Regions from separate parts of the Mus musculus genome. Here region 1 is linked to region 2. Evidence: chromatin loops called from intact Hi-C (ENCODE). Cell type or tissue: left cerebral cortex. All regions are shown on one strand. Each heading gives the region's core, and the rest is flanking DNA. Links, peaks and the distances in the headings are about the cores only.

What was found. Peaks named below come from ENCODE experiments on the same cell type or tissue, not always from the same donor. Only the 100,000 strongest peaks of a DNase experiment are listed, where the experiment ranks them.
Region 1: a loop joins it to region 2, with 9 times the contacts of the local background. A loop is called at or near these places in 2 of 42 quality-filtered maps.

What each region holds. Positions count from the first base shown.
Region 1 is chr4:62,261,011-62,266,393 of GRCm38, forward strand. Gm23148 (a small nuclear RNA gene) reads left to right here and starts at 3,304; the gene lies at 3,304-3,410. In left cerebral cortex, for the core only: a CTCF peak has its summit at 2,775 (motif pointing left); DNase peaks (open chromatin) are centred at 2,346, 2,612, 2,716, 3,366 and 1 more place.
Region 2 is chr4:62,207,474-62,212,856 of GRCm38, forward strand. Zfp37 (zinc finger protein 37) reads right to left here and starts at 1,073. Exons shown (of 4, transcript NM_001290351.1): 1 at 856-1,073. The coding sequence starts at 888. Gm30451 (a long non-coding RNA gene) reads left to right here and starts at 1,451. Exons shown (of 2, transcript XR_390634.1): 1 at 1,451-1,492; 2 at 1,643-1,929. In left cerebral cortex, for the core only: CTCF peaks have their summits at 219, 807, 1,819 and 2,729; DNase peaks (open chromatin) are centred at 591, 1,077, 1,464, 1,704 and 1 more place; H3K4me3 peaks cover 2,021 bases; H3K27ac peaks cover 1,970 bases.

The sequences.
Region 1 (5,383 bases), core at 243-5,242, 54 kb after region 2:
ATGGGACAAGGACAGTCAGCTGCAGCCCAGGACAGGAGGTCTCATAGCAAGCACTGAGGGTTAGAAACCCCATAGACTGGTCTCTCAAGGCTGTGTGACCCCGATAAACCATTTAGCCCTTCAGAACATCACCTTTGAGAGGGTCAGTAAGGCGGTACACATACAAAGAGTGTTTCCTTATTAAAGAATTGTGGAGGCAGAGCACCTGAAGAGCAGCTCTGGAGTTAAGAGTGCTTAACTGATTATGTAAATGACCCAGGTTCACTTCTTAGCACTGACACATGACTTCAGTTCCAGGGGATCCAGCACACTTGTCTAGCTTCCATGGGCACCAGGCATACATATGATACACTCATGTACACATAAGTGAAACACTCATGCACATAAAAATAAGTAAATCTCTAAAATACATACATACATATATACATATTTATGTATTTGGAATATATATATGTATGTATGTATGTATTTGGAGTCAGGCATGGTAACATATGCCTTCAACCCTAGCCCTTGAGAGGCAGAGGCAGAGGAGGCCAGCCTGGTCTACATAGCAAAGTCCAGGCCATCTGGGGCTACCTAATAAAATCCTGTCCTTTAAAAAGAAAATAGATCCTGAATATTTCCTTGCCACCTTGTTGTGACACTCATTTTCAAAAGGAAACTGGTGGAAGAGCACTGTTCTGTGTAGCTGTTTATTAAAGCAGTTTATCTAAAACACCAAGATTATCTATCTCCTCTCACTCAGAGACATTGGATGCAGAGATGTTTATTAGTTTCCTCCATTGGCTGGAACTACAGATTTATTCTCTAAAGAAATGTTCTTGTACATTTATGCATAACATTTCCTTTATTTTATTTTTTTTAAACTTTTTTTTTTTTAAAGATTTATTTATTTATTATATGTAAGTACACTGTAGCTGTCCTCAGACACTCCAGAAGAGGGCGTCAGATCTTGTTACAGATGGTTGTGAGCCACCATGTGGTTGCTGGGATTTGAACTCTGGACCTTCGGAAGAGCAGTCGGGTGCTCTTACCCACTGAGCCATCTCACCAGCCCAACATTTCCTTTATAATATCTGTGGTTATTTGATATCCAGAAGTCCATCAATCTGAGCTTCTAAACGTTTAGAAAAGCAGCATTTGAACTCCAAGACATCTCAGAAGCCAGTTGCTAGAAGCCTGTGTCTGTCAGCAGGGATGTTTAGTTCAGTTCTATCAGAGCTGACTAATCAGGCAGAGCTCACGCTCTCAGTACCACATCTTCACCCTCGTTGTACCTCAAGCATCACAGCTTCTATGGGTCCATTGGCAGTGGCCAGTGAATATAGGAGAAACACAAAAGAGAAGCAGTTGGGGACAGGTGGACACCTTCTGGTGATGCTCTAGAGCTAGCTTTTGTTAGCCTCTGCTAACAGGTGCTGCTGGATCCTTGACAAGCCTGGTTCTCAGATTACAAAACAATGCTCCTCCCTCCCTCTCCTGTGACTTGGCATTGGGGCCACCTGTTGAGCAGACATCTGCAGGGTTGCCCTTCAGGAGAAAGGTTGCCTCATAGGAGGGAAGACAGGCTGATAGCCGGGCCACTAGCCACTTCAAAACATCAAAAAAGGCAAGTTATAGGGACTGGCATGGTGACTTTCCCATGTGGTAGCAGGTATTCTGTTCAGTCCCCCACACTGGAAGTGGCCCCCATAAGCTTCTGAAATTTAGGACTTAGAGTACCACCCCCAACTCTCTAGTGACCCAGTAGAGATATGGATTGAACCTAAGAAGCTTTAAGGCAGTGGTTCTCAAAACCTATGGGTCATAACCCCCTTGGAGCCACATACTCGATATCCTGCATATCAGATATTTACAATTCATGAAAATAGCAAAGTTACAGTTATGAAGTAGCAACGAAAATAATTCTATAGTTGGGGGTCACCACAACATGAGGAACTGTATTTAAGGGTCACAACATTAGGAAGGTTGAAAACCACAGCTTTAAAGAGAACACTCTCAACAGATCAAACAGTAAATACAGTCCCTGGTCTATGCCTTCTAACTATTCCATTCAGTTTACTTTTTATTCTGCCAATGGGGCAGATATGAGTATTTAGAATCTTGCCACTCATTGGGCTGTGGCCGTGTAAAAGCTGAAATCTCTAAGGACTGCTCTGTCTCAGAGTAAAACAGCATGCCACATTTGGAGACCAAGGATTTTTACATATGCAGTATATTTGTGAGGAATTTCTCCACCCCTCCATAAGAGAACAACGAAAAGAATAAAAGCTAGCTTGCAAGACGTGGGCAAGAACAATTGGCAGCTAAAATGTCCTGTGGGGTGAGTAGGCTGCATGTCTCCTTTCAGAGCCTCCCCACTCCTCCAAGAAGTGGGTCACAGGTGCACACGCTGTCTCCTAATAAAACCTGACAGTATCAACTGGGCTAGCTAAAGTCCTACGTGTGAATTTGCAGTTTCCCTCCTGGGAAAGGCCTGTCCATGTCACCTGGAAGCCTGACAGTTGAAAGGCAGCAGTTCCAGCTGGCACCCCAGGCTGGCTGGCTGGCTGGCTCAGACTAACTGCTTCATTGCCCCGACCACCCATGCAGGTCTAAGAGACCATATCTTGTGTTCCAAGAAGTTTGTGCAGAATCACACTACAGTTCTTTGCAACAAATCTTCTTGGGGAATGATAGGGGCAAGACAGGGGCAGGCCTAGTAAATAATCCTGTTTTGACCTCTCCCAGCTGGGATTTTTCTCAAGTGCAGCTCAGAAGGAGCACTGTCTCCTCCTAGTGGCCAATCGCCTTTTCTTTTTCTTTCTTTCTTTTTTTTTTTTAATTTGAACAATATCAACCTGATCCCCAAGAGCTCCCAGGGACTAAACTACCAACCAAAGAATATGCATGGAAGGACCCATGGCTCCAGCCCCATATGTAGCAGAGGATGGCCTTATTGGGCATCAATGGGAGGGGAGCCCCTTGGTCCTGTGGAGGCTCGATGATCCAGTGTAGGGGAAGGCTAGGGTGCTGAGGTGGGAGTGGGGGGGGTAGAGGAGCACCCTCATAGAAGCAGCGGGTGGCAGAAGGGGATAAGGGGGTTGTGGAGGAGAAACTGGGAAGGGGAATAACATTTGAAATGTAAGTAAATAAAAAAAAAACAATTTTTAAAAATAAAACTGTACTTGATTACCTAGAAGGTAGTCATTAGCTGCATGTGACTCTCTGTTACCTTAAATGTGGTTAGTCCAAGTGGAGCGTGTGCCACGAAGGTAAAATGTGTTGCATTTTAAAGGCCTAGTATTAAAAATAACTATAGCTGTGCTCACTTCGGCAGCACATATACTAAAATTGGAACGATACAGAGAAGATTAGCATGGCCCCTGAGCAAGGATGACATGCAAATTCGTGAAGCGTTCCATATTTTTCATACACTAGCAAGATTTTGCTGAAAGGACCCAGATATAGCTGTCTTTTGTGAGACTATGCCGGGGCCTAGCAAACACAGAAGTGGATGCTCACATTCAGCTATTGGATGGATCACAGGGCCCCCAATGGAGGAGCTAGAGAAAGTACCCAAGGAGCTAAAGGGATCTGCAACCCTATAGGTGGAACAACATTATGAACTAACCAGTATCCCAGAGCTCTTGACTCTAGCTGCATATGTATCAAAAGATGGCCTAGTCGGCCATCACTGGAAAGAGAGGCCCATTGGACTTGCAAACTTTATATGCCCCAGTACAGGGGAATGCCAGGGCCAAAAAGTGGGAGTGGGTGGGTAGGGGAGTTGGGGGGGGAGTGTATTGGGGACTTTTTGGATAGCATTGGAAATGTAAATGAGGAAAATACCTAATTAAAAAATATATATTTATGCTTGACAGACAAAAAATAACTATAGCTGTTTACTCTATAATTTTATATCAATTGCAAGACTAATGGCTCTTTTTGGGGGGGGCTACATTAGTTAAACAGTATACTAATTTCACCTGTCTTCTCTCACTTTGTATGTGTGTGTGTGTGTAATATGCATGTGTGCGTGTTGGTGTTCTCACCTTCATGGGCATATGTGGAGGTCAGAGGCTGGTACGGGAATGTCTCCCTCCTCAGTCATTTCTCCATCTTACATTGTGAGATTAGGTGTTTTTCATTGAACCTAGAAGCTCCTGTCTGGGGCAGCCTAGCTGTCTGCTCAGTCCCCTGGATCCACCTTCTCTGATCACAAGCACATGATAACACATCCAGCTTTTTTGTTTTTGCCGTGGGTGCTGGGGAGCTGAGCTGAGGTCCCTACACTTGCATCGCAGGCACCCGCCTCTTATTTCTTAAATGTGACTCCTAGAAAATAGTCAGGAGGCTCACATGTGTAGCCTGCAGTATTTCTATCAACCAGCACAGCTCAGCTGGAATAAATGGGGTTCCACACACTCTGGAATACACACATCTAGAGTCATTTCCACATCAGGATTAAGGTGAGAAGGTCCAGATTTTGTGTCTGTTAGTTCTTCGTGGGGCCCAGGAATTCCTAGCAAGCCCCACTGCCATCACATCAAGACCTATATATAGCTTTATAGCCTTACAGCCCTCCTTCCCTACATGTGGGAGGGGCCATGGGATTGTGCAACTCAGAGTCCTTGTGTAATAGAAAAGCTTTGCCAAACCCCTCAGAGCAGAGCTCACTCTCTGGGTTGAATGCAGCGGAAATGAGCACGGGCCTGGAAAAAGGTTGGCTCTTCATGAGAAGACGGAGGTAGTGCTTTTAGCCGCAGCTGCACACCACAGTCTCCAGGCGGCTCACCCAACGTCCCCACCCACCTGGAGCATACTTTTAAATTGCTAGATGTTGATGTGTATTTATAAACATAGTGGGTTATGAAATGCACTAACCTGCCAGCATTTAAAACCTCTAACCTTCTAATACACTTCTATGATTATACATTGCTATAACCAAGACTTTCTTGCACCAAAACAGCTTATTGTATGGGTCTAGGATTTTAATATACAAAGCAATGGAGACTCCGTGGTTTTTGTTTCCTCTTGTTCACTTACAACTGACATTTATACAGAGGGTTTTTTGTTTTGTTTTGTTGGCGGGGGGGGGGGGGGGCTGGGAATGTATGTTCTCTCATCAAACCCACTTTATACTTGAGGAAACAGTTTGGGTGGCTCACTGCTTCACAGAACCAGTAGGCAGAGAGGCAGGATCCAAATCCTGGCAAGGGGGTGCGAGCCCCAGGAGTGATGTTGAAAGACTCCAAAAGCTCAGGCCTCAGGACAATAGCGGACACCCAAGAACTCATGATAGACTGAGCTTGTTGCAAATCACATGAGGCTTTATTCGGGGAAAGCCAGAGCTCTGGGGATGACTCATATCCCACGCAGGGGTAGAGGAGTCGACCTCGAG
Region 2 (5,383 bases), core at 143-5,142:
CTCCACTCAACTCCAGTGACCTTACAGAACCTTCTATCATAAAACCCTGAAAACTCACAAAGCCTTGGCCTCAGAGTCCTAGTCACAGAATCATAATAATTATTATTAATTCCTACCAAGAACCCCATCACTAAAGGGACAGTTAGGACTACTGATACCCTTTCTCCCTAGATGACAATCTGCCATCCAAATAGGCACTTCAATATAAGACTTCTTGTATTCCACCAACTGTCATCTGCTCATTAGCCTCCAGGTTCCCCCCTCACTGCCAGTCATAGCACACAAAACGAGGACTCTTAAAGACATTGCTTATTAGACTTCCAGAAATGCCACCATTACTGACCCCAAGGGCTCAAATTCTAATCCCCACATATTCCAAATGAACCAGTTCTCCAAATCTCAATACTGCCCCTCCCACAGTGCAGCCTGTAATCCCCAGTTACCTAAAACACCAGCTCCCAAGCAGTTCAAATTCTAATCCTTGTAGGGCTTCCCGTCTGTAATACATCACAAAGCCCTCATTTCAGATCTTGCTAGCTTTCCAGACCCAGACTCAGTCACTGTGACTATTACAGATGCCTCCCCGCTCCCAAGCATCACTTACCTAGACAGATCCGTCAAAATACTGATTTCCGAAAGTTACAGCAATCCCCAACTCCATATGCCCCCAATATCACGGGCACTTAATACTCCATATGCCCATAATACCCCAATACCTTGGTCCCTTAGAACACCGGCCTTCCCAAAAGACTATTCAACAACAACGCCACAGATTCTCAAATCTCGTCCACTAGGACTCCAGTCACCCTCCAATCACCGACAACCAAACCAACCCCAAGCCCTTACCGCCCTCACCGCATCGCTTTCCGCAGGCTCGGATGTAGCCATCTCCTCCGGACGCCTGGCTTTGTCCGCACTCCTCCGATCCAGCGCCTCTGGCTTTGTCAGGTCCTCGATGGAGTCAGAGGCCGATATGGCGGCCACCCCGGGCACCGCTTCAGAGGGTCCGGGGGCTTCGATGGCGGAGACCTGCGGAGATTGCTTGTGGGCGCGGCCATCTTGGCATGGACCCCGCCGTACAACGGAGGCGCGGGCGCCTCTGGGATCACTGTGCCGGCAGGGCTGGCGATTCGTGAGTCCTGGTTCCCGGAGCTGCGACGTGTCCCAGGCAGGAAGTGCTCAGAGGAGCTGCTGCGCGGGACACGCACCCCAGACCTAAATTCGGGAGGCGCGGGGAGGCCTCGCCTCGGGGGTTCTGTTACAGAATTCGGAATTACTTTTCCAAAGGGTTTTCCAGTTGCGGTTGCCGGGGAAACCCGGGAAGCAGGATGAGGAATCCAGAAAGAGAAAGAAACCAGAAAAGCTGGTCTAGACTAGTAACGTTGACTTACAGAGAGAAGACATTTATCGCTAAGACATAGCAAAAATTCTTTGGATTACTGTTATAATGGAGAGGGGAGGGAAGAGGCCGACAGCGAACACGGCACTCCTGGTGAGAGCCCAGCACTGGTGAAGACATTTCCTCAGAACTGCACAGCTGTTAAAATGACTTCTCAGTGCACTACTTAACAAGCTCATTGCGTTTACTCAACAGTTTTTATGTAGAATTTTTGATATGTAAATATGTACAATCCATGTGCAGGATGAAGAACAGGACTACACAACCTTCATCCCCCTCCTCAGTTTGGATTCGCAGTAGGGCAGAGATGGTGAGATTACTGCAAATGCGTGGTTTCTCATTGATTGACTCAACACCCCTATTGGAAAATGGATCCAGTGAGGAGACTGCCTGCAATCCCATTACGCAGGAAGCAGGGGCAGTGTTTTCAAGACTAGCCTTGTTATATAGAGTGAACTTGAGGTTAGCGTGAGCTATCCAAAGCACTTGTCTCAAAAGGGCAAAATAAAATAAGGGTTTTTATAGCTTTATTCAATGTACAGCGGGAGAAAGAACAGAACTGATTTGTGGGGGCCAGAGTATAAATATAAGAGTTAGTTCTCTCTTTATGGGGATCCAGGGACTTCACTCCGTTCTCCAGACTTACCTACCACAATGGTTGCTATTTACACTCCGAGCCTTCTCACAGGCACTAACATTTTAAGCTGTTGCTGTTTTTCCTGAAGTCCCCTTCTGAAAACAGAACCTAGGGCCTTGTGCTTACTAGGCAACTAACTACTCTGTACTGAGCTAAAGCCCAAAGCCCAAATTAAAAACAAACAAACCTGTTTTGCATGCCGCCCCCGCCCCCGCCCCCACCCCCACCCCGTCTGCTTGTCTCCCTTAGTTTCACCTCCAGTTCTTGAGCCTCTGGTAATGGGGTATCCACCAGAGAAGACTGCTCAGACATGGGTTCAAGCCAACAGAAAAGCTAGCCAGTGACTTCCCTGGGTGTTTGGGATCCCAGTGTAACACTGAGCCTTCCTCGGGATGTGCTTTTAAGTACAAAAAAACATGTTCTGGGTTGACATATTTCAGCTAACAAGAACAGTTAGCCAGAAACAGAACTGCAGAAGCAAAAAAGCAAGGAACTTAGAGTTTGTATACATAGCACCAGACCAACCTCCAACACTTTCTTTAACCTTTCTCACCTTCCTCCCCCCGCAACCCCCCCACCCTGCCTTCCCCCCTCCCCTCCAGGAGAGAAATGATAAATGAGGAGCGAGGGGTGAGGGGAAGAGAGATCCTCAAATCTAAACTTTGCTTTGTTTCTTCCCTGACCACTACCAATAGCAACCTGTAGGCAGCACCCTAAATCCACCGAAATACCAATAACTACCTACCCCACCTCTTGGGAATGAGGGCATTGTGTTTCTTGCTGTCTGATGGCAATGGCATCTTTGGATGAAAATTGGGATGTTGGCCAAGTCCTGGGAGAGTTGGTTGTTTCGTTTGCTGTCCAGGAAAGAGCATGCCTTACTGAGGCAGTCTGAGAGGCTAGACCACCTGCAGCCAGCTGCTTTGACTTCATTGGTTTGTTCAAGTGCTGATTTCTGTGCCCAGAGATCTAGTTGCAGTCTGGACTTAGGACTCAGTATTTTGTAAAACAGTTTTCCATTACCTCCTGATTGGTTAAATAAAGAGCTGATGAGCCTATAGCCAGGCAAGAGAGCAAAAAGTGGGACTTCAGAGCTGGGGGGGGGGGGGGGGAGGGAGAGAGGGAGGGAAGGAGAGAGGGGGGGAGAGAGAGAGAGAGAATGAGTCAGCACACAAATGAAGGAATAGGCCAGGCCAGCATTGTCAGGTTAGAATAGTTCAGAATCTGTCCAGCTATCATGCCTGAAGCTTTTATAAATACAAAGTCATTATTCAGAGCAAGGGCTGGCATAGAAAATTCATATTTTTACATTGGTGTCTGAAAACACACAAACTATTAAAAGTAACATTGTAGGGACATGTTTGTATTAGCACATGTATGAAATGTGTGGTGTGTACAAATCAGTTAATGATAATTCTCTGTTCTATGCCTGACCAGGTGAAAGGCATCTCTGTAAGTCAGGTTGAACCGCATCACTAAACTGTAATGGAGTGCTATAAACCCCATCCATGCCATCTGAAAGGATGGCAGGTAGTAGTAGGTCACAAGGACCAAGTGGTCACAAAAGGTTCATAGGCTACTGCAGAAACATCATGGTTCCTTGACTTACCCCTCTGAGAGTCAGAGGGTCAGGGATCGATGTTTTGAGACTTGTACCTGTATACAGGTCTCCCAGGTCAAATAGAATCCTTATTAACTTGGAAGGAATCCACAGCTTTTTGTCTCCCGTGGAAATAAAGGCATAGCTTCTTCCCTAATGCAGCACATTTCCTGACTTCATTGTGAGGTTAACACACCCTTAACTATCCTTAATATCAGATGATTTAAATCAGCAATCCTTTATAAAATCCAGTATTTTTCAACAGCTGAGACAACAATGAGAGAACCTTAAAAACAATTTTAAAAATTTAATGGTAAAGAATTATGTAATCTTTCTCTGGAAGATCTCGTATCCCCTTTGGTCTTATGAGCATCTCCTTTAAAGTGCAATTAGACCTTTCCACAGTTGCTTTACCCGTAGGATTGTAAGGCACACCTGTAATGTATTTCCTGTTAACATGTTTAAAAAAAATTGTTTCATTTTAATGGATACCTATGATGGAGTGTTATCAATTTTAATTTATAAAGATATTCCCAGGATAGCCATTATTTTTATAAATATGTGATTACAAAATCAGCCTTTTCGGAACTCAAGGCAGAAGCCCATTGAAATCCCGAATAGGATCCAAAATCAATTATATTCTGTACATATGTTAATTTTCCAAACTCTGCAAATTGAAACACATCTGCCTACTAAATTTCATTTCTTTGGATACCTTTAGTTTTACTTCTAGCAGGTAACAGAGCTTGATTTTACAAGGAAGAGTTAGGATAATTTTTAATAATTTCTTTGGCTTGTCACCACATTATAAAATTTGTTTCTTTAAGCATCTATTATTTTTATAATATCTTTTATGAAAATGTGAAGCTTTTAATATATTTCCTATTAATAATTGATCTACCTCTTTATTTCCTAGTATCAATGGTCTTTCCTGGCAAACCCATATGAGACTAAATATAGGTTATATAGTGGATAATCAGTTTCAAATTACCTGTTGTAGTTGTATAAACAACAAAGTTAATTCTGAATCATCTGGAATAAGTTCAGCAGTTTCTACATGTAAAGCAATCCTATATGTAAAACATTATTAAGAGTCACTCACTCTTATATTATGAGATTCTGGAAAATCTAGTAAAACTGTTGTGGTAATTTCTTACCCCAATAAGCCCATATAAAAACCACACAATTCAGTTATTATATTTATAAGCTATATGCCTAGATTTGGCAGATCTATCACTATACTAATTTATTCCCCAGTTATGAGACCCCATACTTGCAGCTTCCCTGGGCCATGTGATCCTGCTTCATCTTCCTTCCACCTCTCTCTCTCACTCATTCTCTCTCTCTCTCTCTCTCTCTCTCTCTCTCTCTCTCTCTCTCTCTCTCTCTCCCCTTACCCCCTAGACCTCCCATCCTACCTTTTCTTTCTCCCTGCCCAATCATCAGCTCTAGCCTTTATTTGGCCAGTCAGAATGGAGAGAGGGTTCAGTGAGATCACCCGAGTATGTGATCTACCCCTTGTCAGAGTAGCCCCTCTTGAGGAAGCTGAATTAACATCAAAATACAAACAGCATCAGGGAAACCCACAAGAACCATGAGAATAGCATATAATTATGATTTTTGAACTGGAGCATAGAGGCTTTGAATTGCTTTATTTATATATTCTGACTTATGAGATGTCATTACTAGTTTATTGACATCTTTATGAAAGGTAGGAGATTTAGAAATTAGTGTTCCTCTTACTATA